2 separate regions of the Homo sapiens genome follow, and region 2 is linked to region 1. A link is a loop called in an ENCODE intact Hi-C map of the cell type or tissue named here. Cell type or tissue: ovary. All regions are shown on one strand. Links, peaks and the distances in the headings refer to the core of each region. The heading gives the core; the rest is flanking DNA.

The links. Hi-C counts contacts between places; a loop is a spot of excess contacts. Peaks named below come from ENCODE experiments on the same cell type or tissue, not always from the same donor. Only the 100,000 strongest peaks of a DNase experiment are listed, where the experiment ranks them.
Region 2: it touches region 1 in a loop (2.0-fold over the local background); 38 of 110 quality-filtered maps call a loop at or near these places.

The regions. Positions count from the first base shown.
Region 1 is chr20:33,650,085-33,655,458 of GRCh38, forward strand. No RefSeq gene overlaps it. Among named protein-coding and RNA genes, the nearest start is that of C20orf144, 9.6 kb to the right of the region's middle. RefSeq lists an enhancer at 3,052-3,640. In ovary, for the core only: a CTCF peak has its summit at 3,352 (motif pointing left); a DNase peak (open chromatin) is centred at 3,357; H3K4me3 peaks cover 243 bases; H3K27ac peaks cover 1,105 bases.
Region 2 is chr20:33,472,055-33,477,428 of GRCh38, forward strand. No RefSeq gene overlaps it. Among named protein-coding and RNA genes, the nearest start is that of CBFA2T2, 15 kb to the right of the region's middle. RefSeq lists an enhancer at 5,037-5,374. In ovary, for the core only: no CTCF peak of the experiment used is centred there; no DNase peak of the experiment used is centred there.

The DNA.
Region 1 (5,374 bases), core at 375-5,374:
GGTGTCCCCTCACCCTAATTCCCAAATCCTTGAGGAAGAGGGAGAGAGGGGCCTCAACTGGTTCTAGTCGTGGCCTGAAGAGCATCCAAGGGCATGAAGCAGGGGGTGTCTGCACCCCATGTGCCTGGAACTGGCCTCTCTGGAAAGCCAGCTGCACCAACTGGTCAGTGCCCTGTGGGGACCAGGCCCAACCAGGCTGGCTGCTGGAGCCCACCAGTGGGCCTGCGGTCAAGGGCCAACAACAGCTTCCAGACACTCCCCGTTATTTCTTTTAAGTGGTGTTTCGTTTTGTTTTGTGGGGAGGGGGCAGGGTCTCTGTTGCCCAGGCTGGAATGCAGTGGCACGATCACAGCTCAGTGCAGCCTCCACCTCCCAGACTCAGGCAATCCTCCCACCTCAGCCTCCTAAGTAACTGGAACTACAGGCATGGGCTACCACGCCTGGCTGATTTTTTGTATTTTCTATAGAGACAGGGTTTCACCATGTTGCCCAGGCTGGCCTCAAACTCCCGGGCTCAAGCGATCTGCCTGCCTCGCCCCCGCCAAAGTCCTGGGACTACAAGCATGAGCCACTGCACCCGGCCAAATTATCTTGTAATAAGGAAAAATGAACCACAGAGAATCTGACCATCTGTCCTGCCTGAACAGGGTGGTGGACTTGTGGATATATTTTCTAGTAACATGTATTTTCTTGTAAAATTTTAACACAAATGTTAACAAACATACCTGGACTTGTCAAATATTCACTTATGTCCTTATGACACTGATGTTAAATCACAGGTAATTTTACTGTTGCCTTCCAATTTAATTTATTTGCTAAATGGTTGCATCATTTAATTGAGGCCATAATTTTTTTTAACCCTTCACCTTCTGTTGGGCAATTGGATCGCTTTCGCGTTTTCCAGTGTGGCATACATCTTCTATGCATACTCTTTCTTCGCATTATTTATTTCCCTAGGATAATTTTCCAAAGTGGGGGTTTTTGATACTGAACATTTCTTGGATCCTTGAAATCTGTACAAACTACTCTCCCTAAAAGCCCAACAGCTTGTGTTGCCTCCAGCAGCCCCTGGGTGGTACTTTCCGTGGCCCTAAGGCTGGTGCAGGCACACCTGTGTGTGGAATTTCAGGCTGCCAGTCCGGTTTACCAGCTGGTGAGCTGAGGCCTCACTTCTGTCACTCAGATACCCATCTGTGCTCTCTCCCTGAGACCCGCCTCTCCTGAACAGCCTTGCCCAAGAGGCTCGTTGGGACCACTAGCTTCACAATCCCCTAGAATGCAAGGGGAGAGGGACTGGTTACTAGATCTGGAGACGAGGAGAAGGGCTAGCCTATGGCGTAGGGGTTGGCTGTATGATCTTTGGTGCAGGTGGTGCCAACTGCAAACCTTTCTGGGCTGCACTGCAATCTGCCCACCTAGAACAATGACAAGATCTCAGTCATGGGACTGTCAGCCCTCCACAAGAGCACTATGTTGGTGGAAACGGAATGTGCCATAGAAATGGCAGGCTGAAAATCTTTTCGTGACCACAAAACACCCAGATGCCAGATAAATTATAATGAATGTACTTTTAACTGTATTGCTGAGGTCACAGATAGGACATTTCCAAGAACTCAAGAGTTGGAGGGAGATTGCCTCTAGGCGCAATGTGAGGCTTGGTTTTGAGCATATACAAAGTACGGAAACAAAACCGGGGCCTTTCCACAATGGCAGGTAGCTCAGCACCTTTGGCACCGTGAAAAGGCGGCAGGGAAAATCTGCCCATCTGCAATGGAAACTGAATTGGAAACAGCTCTGTCCCTGCTTGAGAAAAAGAAAGAAAAACTGGGCCGGGCGTGGCGGCTCACACCTGTAATCCCAGCACTTTCGGAGGCTGAGATCACTTGATTCCAGGAGTTTGAGACCAACCTGGGCAACATAGTGAGACGCCCGTCTCAAAAATTAAAAACTTAGCTGTACATGTCAGGTATATACTGAAGGAAGGTCAGGGAATCCTGGTGCTGAGAAATTAAGATAATTAAGGACCTTCAGGGTCAATATTGTGTGTCAACCAATTATAAGCTGTCCGGAAACACTACTGAACCTTCAAGAAAATGAGCCATTGTTAGCAAAGTCAACAGGAACAATAATTGATTTAACCCCTGGGACTTCAGATATTACAATCACCAGATACAGGCAGGGCACAGCAGTTCGCGCCTGTAATCCCAGCACTTTGGGAGGCCGAGGAGGGCAGATCATGAAGTCCGGAGTTTGAGACCAGCCTGAGCAACATGGTGAAACCGTCTCCACTAAAAATACAAAAATTAGCCGAATGTGGTGGCAGGCGCCTGTAATCCCAGCTACTCAGGAGGCTGAGGCAGGAGAATCGCTTGAATCTGGGAAGCAGAGGTTGCAGTGAGCCGAGATCACGCCACTGCACTCCAGCCTGGGCGACAGAGAGACTCCATCTCAAAAAAAAAAAAAAAAAAAAAAAAAAAAAAGCACACCAGATACAGAATACAAAATATGAAACCTCTGAAGATGGCACTGAAAAACAATGAGCAAAAAGAGTCTGAAAATGACTAGGCAGATTTGAAAATAGAATTCTGGAAATGACAATCATTGAAATAATGTGTTATTCACCAATAGATTACATCAACCTGAAAAAGAAAAAATTAGTGGTGCGTTACCTTTGTCAGAAAGAGAGCAAAGAGGCCGGGCGCAGTGGCTCATGCCTGTAATCCCAGCACTTTGGGAGGCTGAGGCAGGTGGATCACGAGGTCAGGAGATCGAGACCATCCTGGCTAACATGGTGAAACCCCACCTCTACTAAAAATACAAATAATTAGCCCGGTGTGGTGGCAGGAGCCTGTAGTCCCAGCTACTCAGGAAAGTGAGGCAGGAGAATCGCTTGAACCCAGGAGGCAGAAGTTGCAGTGGGCCGAGATCATGCCACTGCACTCCAGCACTCCAGCCTGGGTAACAGAGCAAGACCTCATCTCAAAAAAAAAAAGAAAAAAAAGAGACAAATAATTGGGAACTGTGAAAGATCTGTTCCTCTGGAAGGTTAGGAAGGGAAAGCCTTTTCATGTGTTACCAAGAGCAGCATCCAAGAGCCTGCTAATGTGTTTCTCAGCAGAAAGGGCACTGTCCTGAGGTGGGGATAGGATCTTGGGAAGCAAACATGTCTCTTGCCCGTCTCTGCTTGTTTCTGACTGCTGGTATTTCAGGGTCAGGGTCACGATTAGGCATGTCTCCTTCTTAGCCTTCCTTCCAAGAGGCTTGGGGGAACCAGCGACAGTCCCCACTCCACTCCTCAGGTGGGCTTCATTGCCTGCTGCCAGGAGCCCTCTTGTGGACAGAGCTGGACTTTCCCCCTGGGTTGCCACCATCCCTAAGCCAGATTCCTTTCCAGAGTACACACCAGCAGCTTTTCCTTCCCCTTCGCATCAGCATTTTCTCAGGCTGCCTTTCCACCCCATGAGTTAATATTTGCTAGGTTCCTCCTAGAGTTCCAGAAGTGATCGGGGATCAGTCTCCCCACCTTCTGAGGGCTGGCTCACCCAGGCCCTCGCACTGGGCTCGTCCTTGCTGCCCCGTCTGCCATTTTGCAGGCCCCGAGGCCTGGCATTGTTCCTTCTTTTGGTGTAGCTGCCTCTACCTCCTCCAGCTGGGGCGGGTTTCTGCTACCGGAGGGTGTCCTCTCCCAGCGCTGTTTACTCCTGATGGCTAGCAGCTGTTGGTGCCAGGGAGTGGATCCCTCCTGCGTGACTCGGAGCAAGGCACTTATTCACTGAGCTTTTTCCTCCGTAAGCTGGGGATGCTAACGATGCCTATACCTCTGGGGTGTTGCGAGGGTAAAATGCAATCAACAACATGGGTATAGCCCCTAGCACAGGGCCTGGCACCCAAGGCACCCCTGTAAACTGGTTGCTGCTATAACCTGTTTCTCTCCCCACCAATCTGTGGTTTCTTTGAGGATTGATCTTTGTGTCCAGCACTCTATGTGGAGCCTGGTGTCCTGCTGAAGTAGTATGTTTCGAGAATAATTTTTTGAAGACCACCTAATTCTCAGTCCCTTTCGGCTCATAAGAGACTGTGTTAAGGGGACTTGTTAGGAGAGCTGTAGGGCATTGGCCACCATCTAGACTGTTGCTATCTCCAGCCTGGCCTGGCACTGAGCCAATCCCTGGGACAGGTTTGAATATTTACAGGTGAGTCACAGGTGCAGGTGTGAGGAAGGGGAGAGGACAGGTGCAGGGAGTGGGTGGAAGGGTGGGGGCGGCAGCTGGCCAATGAGCCCGGAGCTCTCCTGACTTCAGGGCTCTGCCTGCCCTTGACCGAGTGCTGTCACCAGCCCAGAACATTTGATCATCCCCAGCACCTGCCACAAAGCAGGTGCCCAGCGCAGGATTGGGAAAGGCGCCCCAGCACAATGGCACTCACCTGCTCCTTACAGTGGAAGCGTTTCTGTGGCGGACGGGTGGCTTGGGACAAAAGCCACAGACAGGGTGACTGGGGTTGTAAATGGCCCAGCCTTGGCTGCCAGGACATGAAATTATGACCTTGATGCTGAAGGCAGTGGGTGCCATTGAAGGGTCTTGGCCAGAGGTGCGTTTTTCAAAATGGCAACATTTCGAAAGCCGCCTCTGGCTGTGTCTTTACAGGGAATGGACGGGGTGGGAGCCAGGTAAAGAAGTTGCTGCAGTCTTCCACGCCAGAGAGGACGGTGGCCCTGACTTGGGGGCTGGGGCGAGGCACAATGGTGGGGATGGCAGGCTACAGATGAGGTGGGCTCGTGAGATCGACAGACAAGGCAGAGGCTTGAGGGCTTCCTCCAGGTCCCCACAGCCCCAGCCCAGCTCAGACGTCTGTTCTGTGGCTGCAGCTCCAGCCATGTCTGCGCTCAGCTCCACCCCCACCCACTCCCTGTCTGGGACCCTCCTGTCTCCCTGTCACCTGCAAGACAACATTCCACTCCCATGCACCCGGCCTCCTCAGCTCGCCCCAGCCCTCACACTCCAAGGATCCCTTCTGCCCTCGCACCTGCCCGGAGACCTCTGCTCTACTTCCACAGCTCAAACCAAACACTGTCCTAAGAGGCCCCCTGACCCTGCTGGACATCCCTGCCTGCGTGCCCTCCTCTGCAGCTCCAGCTTTCAGGAGGGAGGACACAGCCTTTCTTATTAAAAATTGTAATAAAGAGGTGTCCACCTTCAGAACTGCACTGCAGGGCGAGGCAGGCAGGGTGCCCAGGGCACAAAAACTAAGGAGACGCCCACCACAGATAAGTCAGCCTGAGGGCTTGGGCATGTCTAAAGATGGCAGTGGGCTGGGCACAGTGGCTCATGCCTGTAATCCCGGCACTTTGGGAGGCCAAGGTGTGCAGATCACT
Region 2 (5,374 bases), core at 133-5,132, 180 kb before region 1:
ATGGTCTCGATCTCCCGACCTCGTGATCCACCCGCCTCGGCCTCCCAAAGTGGGGATTACAGGCGTGAGCCAATATGCCCGGCTCACACCTCTAATCCCAGCACTTTGGGAGGCCGAGGCGGGTGGATCACCTGAGGTCAAGAGTTCGAGACCAGCCTGGCCAACATGGCAAAACCCCAATCTCTACTAAAAATACAAAAATTAGCCAGGTATGGTGGCAGGCGCCTGTAATTCTAGCTACGTGGGAGGCTGAAGCATGAGAATTGCTTGAACCTGGGAGTCAGAGGTTGCAGTGAGCCGAAATTGCACCACTGCACTTCATCCTGGTCAACAGAGCAAGACTTAGTCTCCATTTCAGAGTCATTATAGGCATGAGCCACCATGCCCAGCTCACTAATTTTTTTTTTTAAGAGACTGGGTCTCGGGCAGGCGCGGTGGCTCATGCCTGTAATCCCGGCACTTTGGGAGGCCGAGGTGGGTGGATCACCTGAGGTCAGGAGTTCGTGACCAGCTTGACCAATATGGTGAAATCCTGTCTCTACTAAAAATACAAAAATTAGCCAGGCATGGTGACATGTGCCTATAGTCCCATCTACCCAGGAGGCTGAGACAGGAGAACTGCTTGAACCCAGGAGGCAGAGGTTGCAGTAAGCTGAGATTGTGCTACTGCCCTCTAGCCTGGGCAACAGAGCAAAACTCCTTCTCAAAAACAAACGAAAAAGAGACTGGGTCTCATTCTGTCGCCCAGGCTGGAGTGCAGCAGCTACTCATAGGCACAGTTATAGCTCATTGCAGCCTCAAACTCCTAGTGATCATCCTGTCTCAGCCTCCGTAGTAGCTGGGACTGCAGGCGTGCACCACCGCGCCCCACTGATCACTGAGACTTTTGCACCCCAGAAGCTTTCCTTCATCTAGAAGTTTCCTGATAGATTAGAATTTCAAGGCTTCTGAGTTCTATTAGTTAGAATTTCACAACCAGAGAATTCTATTGATTAGAATTTTATGGCACCACAGAAATATTGATTAGCATTTCATGGCCATAGAATCCTATTACTCAGAATTTCATGACTTGAGAGTGCTATTGATTTGAATTTCATGGCATCTTGATGTTCCAGCAATGCAGGCGTCCCCAGATACCCACATAAATTGCTCAGATCTCTGCTCAAACTGTCGTTTTCCCAGGGAGGCCTTCCCTGACCTCCTTATTGCAAATTGTCTGTCTGCCACCTGCTTTGTTTTTTTCCATGCTGTTTATCACCACTTAACAATATGTCACATACATTACTTACTCCTCCTCGGCTAGAATGTAAGAAGCTCTAACAAGACAGAGATTTTTAAATTTTTCTTTTTTTTTTTTGAGACAGGGTCTCACCCTGTCACCCAGGCTAGAGTGCAGTGGCACAACCATAGCTCACTGCAGCCTCCATCTCCTGGGCTCAGGTGATCCTCCCACCTCATCCTCCTGAGTAGCTGGGACTACAGGCATGCAGTCACTATTTTAAAAATAATTATATAAACCGGGCCTGGCACTGTGGCTCACACCTCTACTCCCAGCACTTTGGGAGGCCGAGGCAGGTGGATCACCTGAGGTCAAGAGTTCAAGACCAGCCTGGCCAACATGGCAAAACCCCAATCTCTACTAAAAATACAAAAATTAGCCAGGTGTGGTGGCAGGCACCTGTAATTCTAGCTATGTGGGAGGCTGAGGCATGAGAATTGCTTGAACCTGGGAGTCAGAGGTTGAGGTGAGCTGAGATTGCACCACTGCACTTCATCCTGGTCAACAGAGCAAGACTCAGTCTCAAACAAACAAACAAACAAACAAACAAAAAACAGTAGTGACTGTTAAGTTGTCTACCTGCCTTCTCTAGCATGCTCCACCCCCACTCAATGTTTCAATTCATGGGTGGAGAGGGGAGTCACTGTGCCCGTCTCCCTAAAAAATAGGTCTCACCTGAGATGAGATCTACACTCCTAGGACAGGGAAAGGAATTGAAATGATGCAGACGGATGAGTCCAGAAAGGGATGTCCTAGCACCTGGAACCTACTCATTTTTCAGATCTCGAATGTTACCATCACCTGCTCCAGGAAGCTCTCCCTGACAGCCAGGTTAACTTTGCTTCCCTGTCAAATGCTCTTCAAGCTCCCCACACTCTGTTCACAGGACTCTGTACTGTTTGCATTTAATTATGTATTTATTTGAGGCAAGATTTCTCTCTGTCACCCAGGCTGGAGTGAAGTGGTGCAATCTCATTTCACCACAGCCTCCACCTCCCAGGCCCAAGTGATCCTCCCACTTCAGTCTCTTGAGTAGCTGGGACCACAGGCATTCACCACCATGCCCAGCTATTTTTCTTACCTTTTGTAGAGACAGGGTGCCACCATGTTGCCCAGGCTGGTCTCAAACTCTTGGGCTCAAGCAATTCTCCCACCTCAGCCTCTCAAACTGCAGGAACTACAAGCGTGAGGCACCACACGTGCCCTTTTACTGTTTGTATTTAGAGATGTGCTGGATGACTGATTGATGTCTGCAGACAAGGACCATATCTAGTTTGTAACTCCTACCTAGACCAGTGCCTGGCACACAGTGCATACGTGTAGAATGAATGCATGAATACCACATCACATTCTTGCAAGCAGGATGCAAAAAGACCTGCTGGGCATAAGAGCTGCCAAGGATCAGGGGATGCCAGAGGGAGGAGGACCTTCGGGGAACTGAGAGTTTGGATTCCAGCTGCCCCTCCAGAGCCAGCTCCTGGGTAAGAGGCCAACTAGAGAAGGGATAGGCAGACCGTGTGCGGTGGTTCAAGCCTGTAATCCCAGCACTTTGGGAGGCTGACACGGGCAGATCACCTGAGGTCAGGAGCTCAAGACCAGCCTGGCCAACATAGTGAAACCCCATCTGTATCAAAAATTAAAAAATGGGGCCAAGCATGGTGATGTGCACCTGTAATCCCAGCTACTCGAGAGGCTGAAGTGGAGAATCACTTGAAGCTGGGAGGCGGAGGTTGTGGTGAGCTGAGATCGTGCCGCTGCACTCCAGCCTGGGTGACAGGGCGAGACCGTATCTCAAAAAAAAAAAAAAAAGAGAGAGAAACAGACTAAACCATATACCATACTGGCGCTGAGACCTGTGGCTCCTGATGCTGTCACAGCAATCAGCCATGCACAATTTGAGCAAACAGACAATACATAACGACACGACACGGGTGGCTGTGTTTCAACAAAACTCTCCTAATTACACTAAAGTTTGAATTTCACATATCTTTATCGGTTGGGGAAAAGTCTCCCAATCCCAGAGATTAAGTGTTCAGTTTAAAGTAAGGGTGAGAGCCTCAGGTGGAAGAGAGACCCTTTTTTTCCCACCCCTGAGATGTTAGACAAGTCCCTTAACTGCTCTGAGCCTGGAGCGCCTGGTTTGGTAAAGGGTCTAATAAAAGTCCTTGACTCCCAAGGCGGTCGTGAGGATTAACTGAGATAACACCTTGAGCTCCAGCCAGGTGGGCTCAGCATGAGCTACCGGATTGCTATTGTTGGTAATAATTATTATTACTATTACCAGGGGGACTTTGAGAGGAGCAAACGGAAGGACGCATGCAAATCCTCTTGTGCAATGTCTGGCACCAAGGAGACCTTCCTAACCTCCCCTGTTCTGCAAACCCGTTCCCACCCTAGGTCATTCCAGACGGTCCACCCCAGCATCCTTCACTCTCCCCTCAACCCCCTCAATGCTCTCCTCCTCCCCACGATCCCTGGCTCAGACCAGAGGTGGTCATGGCAGCTGGCCAGGGTGCAGAGAGGGCCAGGCACAGAGGGAGGAGGGTTCCAACCAGGCCCCCCGCCCATTGTCTGAGCCTGCCAGCCCGCCAGCCAGCTGATGTCCTGGGTCTCCGACACCAGCTGGCCAGCCCCACCCCCACCCCAATACCCCCTCCTCCCAGGTCCCTCCCTGTCACTCAGCCTCTGCCCCCATCCGCCCACAGCCCAGAAAGACTCAGGGTGTGACCAGAGGGTCTGAGCTTTTGTCCCCCAAATCGGAGGCTGATTTGCATCTTTTAGCAATTTGCACACCCCATTCATTTGTGTAGAGCTAGACTGCCACAAAGCCAGCCTGGTCCTTGGGGCTTATTTATTTGAGTGGGGTTATAAAATGTGATTTTGGGTGTTCCCTTTCAGCCTTCAGCACTTCCTCATTCTGGGACTTTGCTCAGTGGCTTCACCACTGTTCCTTATCTGTAAAACGGAGGCAACACTTTCCTATACAGTGGTTGCGAGGAGTAAGATGTGTGTGATGTGCCTGGAATAAAGTGGGTGTTCAACAAACAAGAGCTGTTATTATCTAAACATCCTCCAGAGTTAACTGTTAAAACCTGTGCTGGCCTGGCGCAGTGGCTCATGCTTGTAATCCTAGCACTTTGGGAGGCCGAAGTGGGCGGATCACGGGGTAAGGAGTTCGAGATCAGCCTGGCCAACATAGTGAAATCCCGTCTCTACTAAAAATACAAAAATTTGGCCGGTCACAGTGGCTCACACCTATAATCCCAGCACTTTGGGAGGCTGAGGCAGGTGGATCACGAGGTCAGGAGTTCGAGACCAGCCTGGCTAACATGGTGAAACCCCGTCTCTACTAAAAACACAAAAAATTAGCCGGACGTGGTGGCGGGCGCCTGTAATTCCAGCTACTTGGGAGGTTGAGGCAGGAGAATCGCTTGAACCTGGGAGGCAGAGGTTGCAGTGAGCTGAGATCGTGCCATTGCACTCCAACCTGGGCAGCAAGAGTGAAACTCCGTCTCAAAAAAAAAAAAAGAAAATCAAACAAACAAAGAAAAATTAGCCGGGCATGGTAGCGCGAGCCTGTAGTCCCAGCTAATAGGGAGGCTGAGGCAGAAGAATCGCTTGAACCCGGGAGGCGGAGATTGTGGTGAGCCGAAATCAAGCCACTACACTCCTGCTTGGGCAACAGAGCGAAATAAATAAAATAAAATAAAAGGAAAGGAAACATGTGCTGTCCATTGGGTGGCCACTAGGCTATTTAAATTTCAATTAATTAAAATTAAATAAAATTGGTACTTTAGTTCCTCAGTTGCACCAGCCAAATTTGAAGTGCTCGACAGCCATGTGCGGTGGCTATCATACTGAGCTGCACAGATCACTGCAGAATGTTCTCTGGGATAGTGCTGATTCAAACCCTCTAATTCTCCAGAGTTTTTCTCCCTTTTCAGAATAGGGCTCTCTTCTCTGCAGCCTTTCTTCCCCTCACCCCCAACAAGGCCCATCGAGGCACAGTAATCTGCCCCACCCCACCCCCACTGTATCCTCTGGGCATAGATTCCAAAACCCCCAGTGGGTGGCTGAAACTGCAAATAGTTCCTA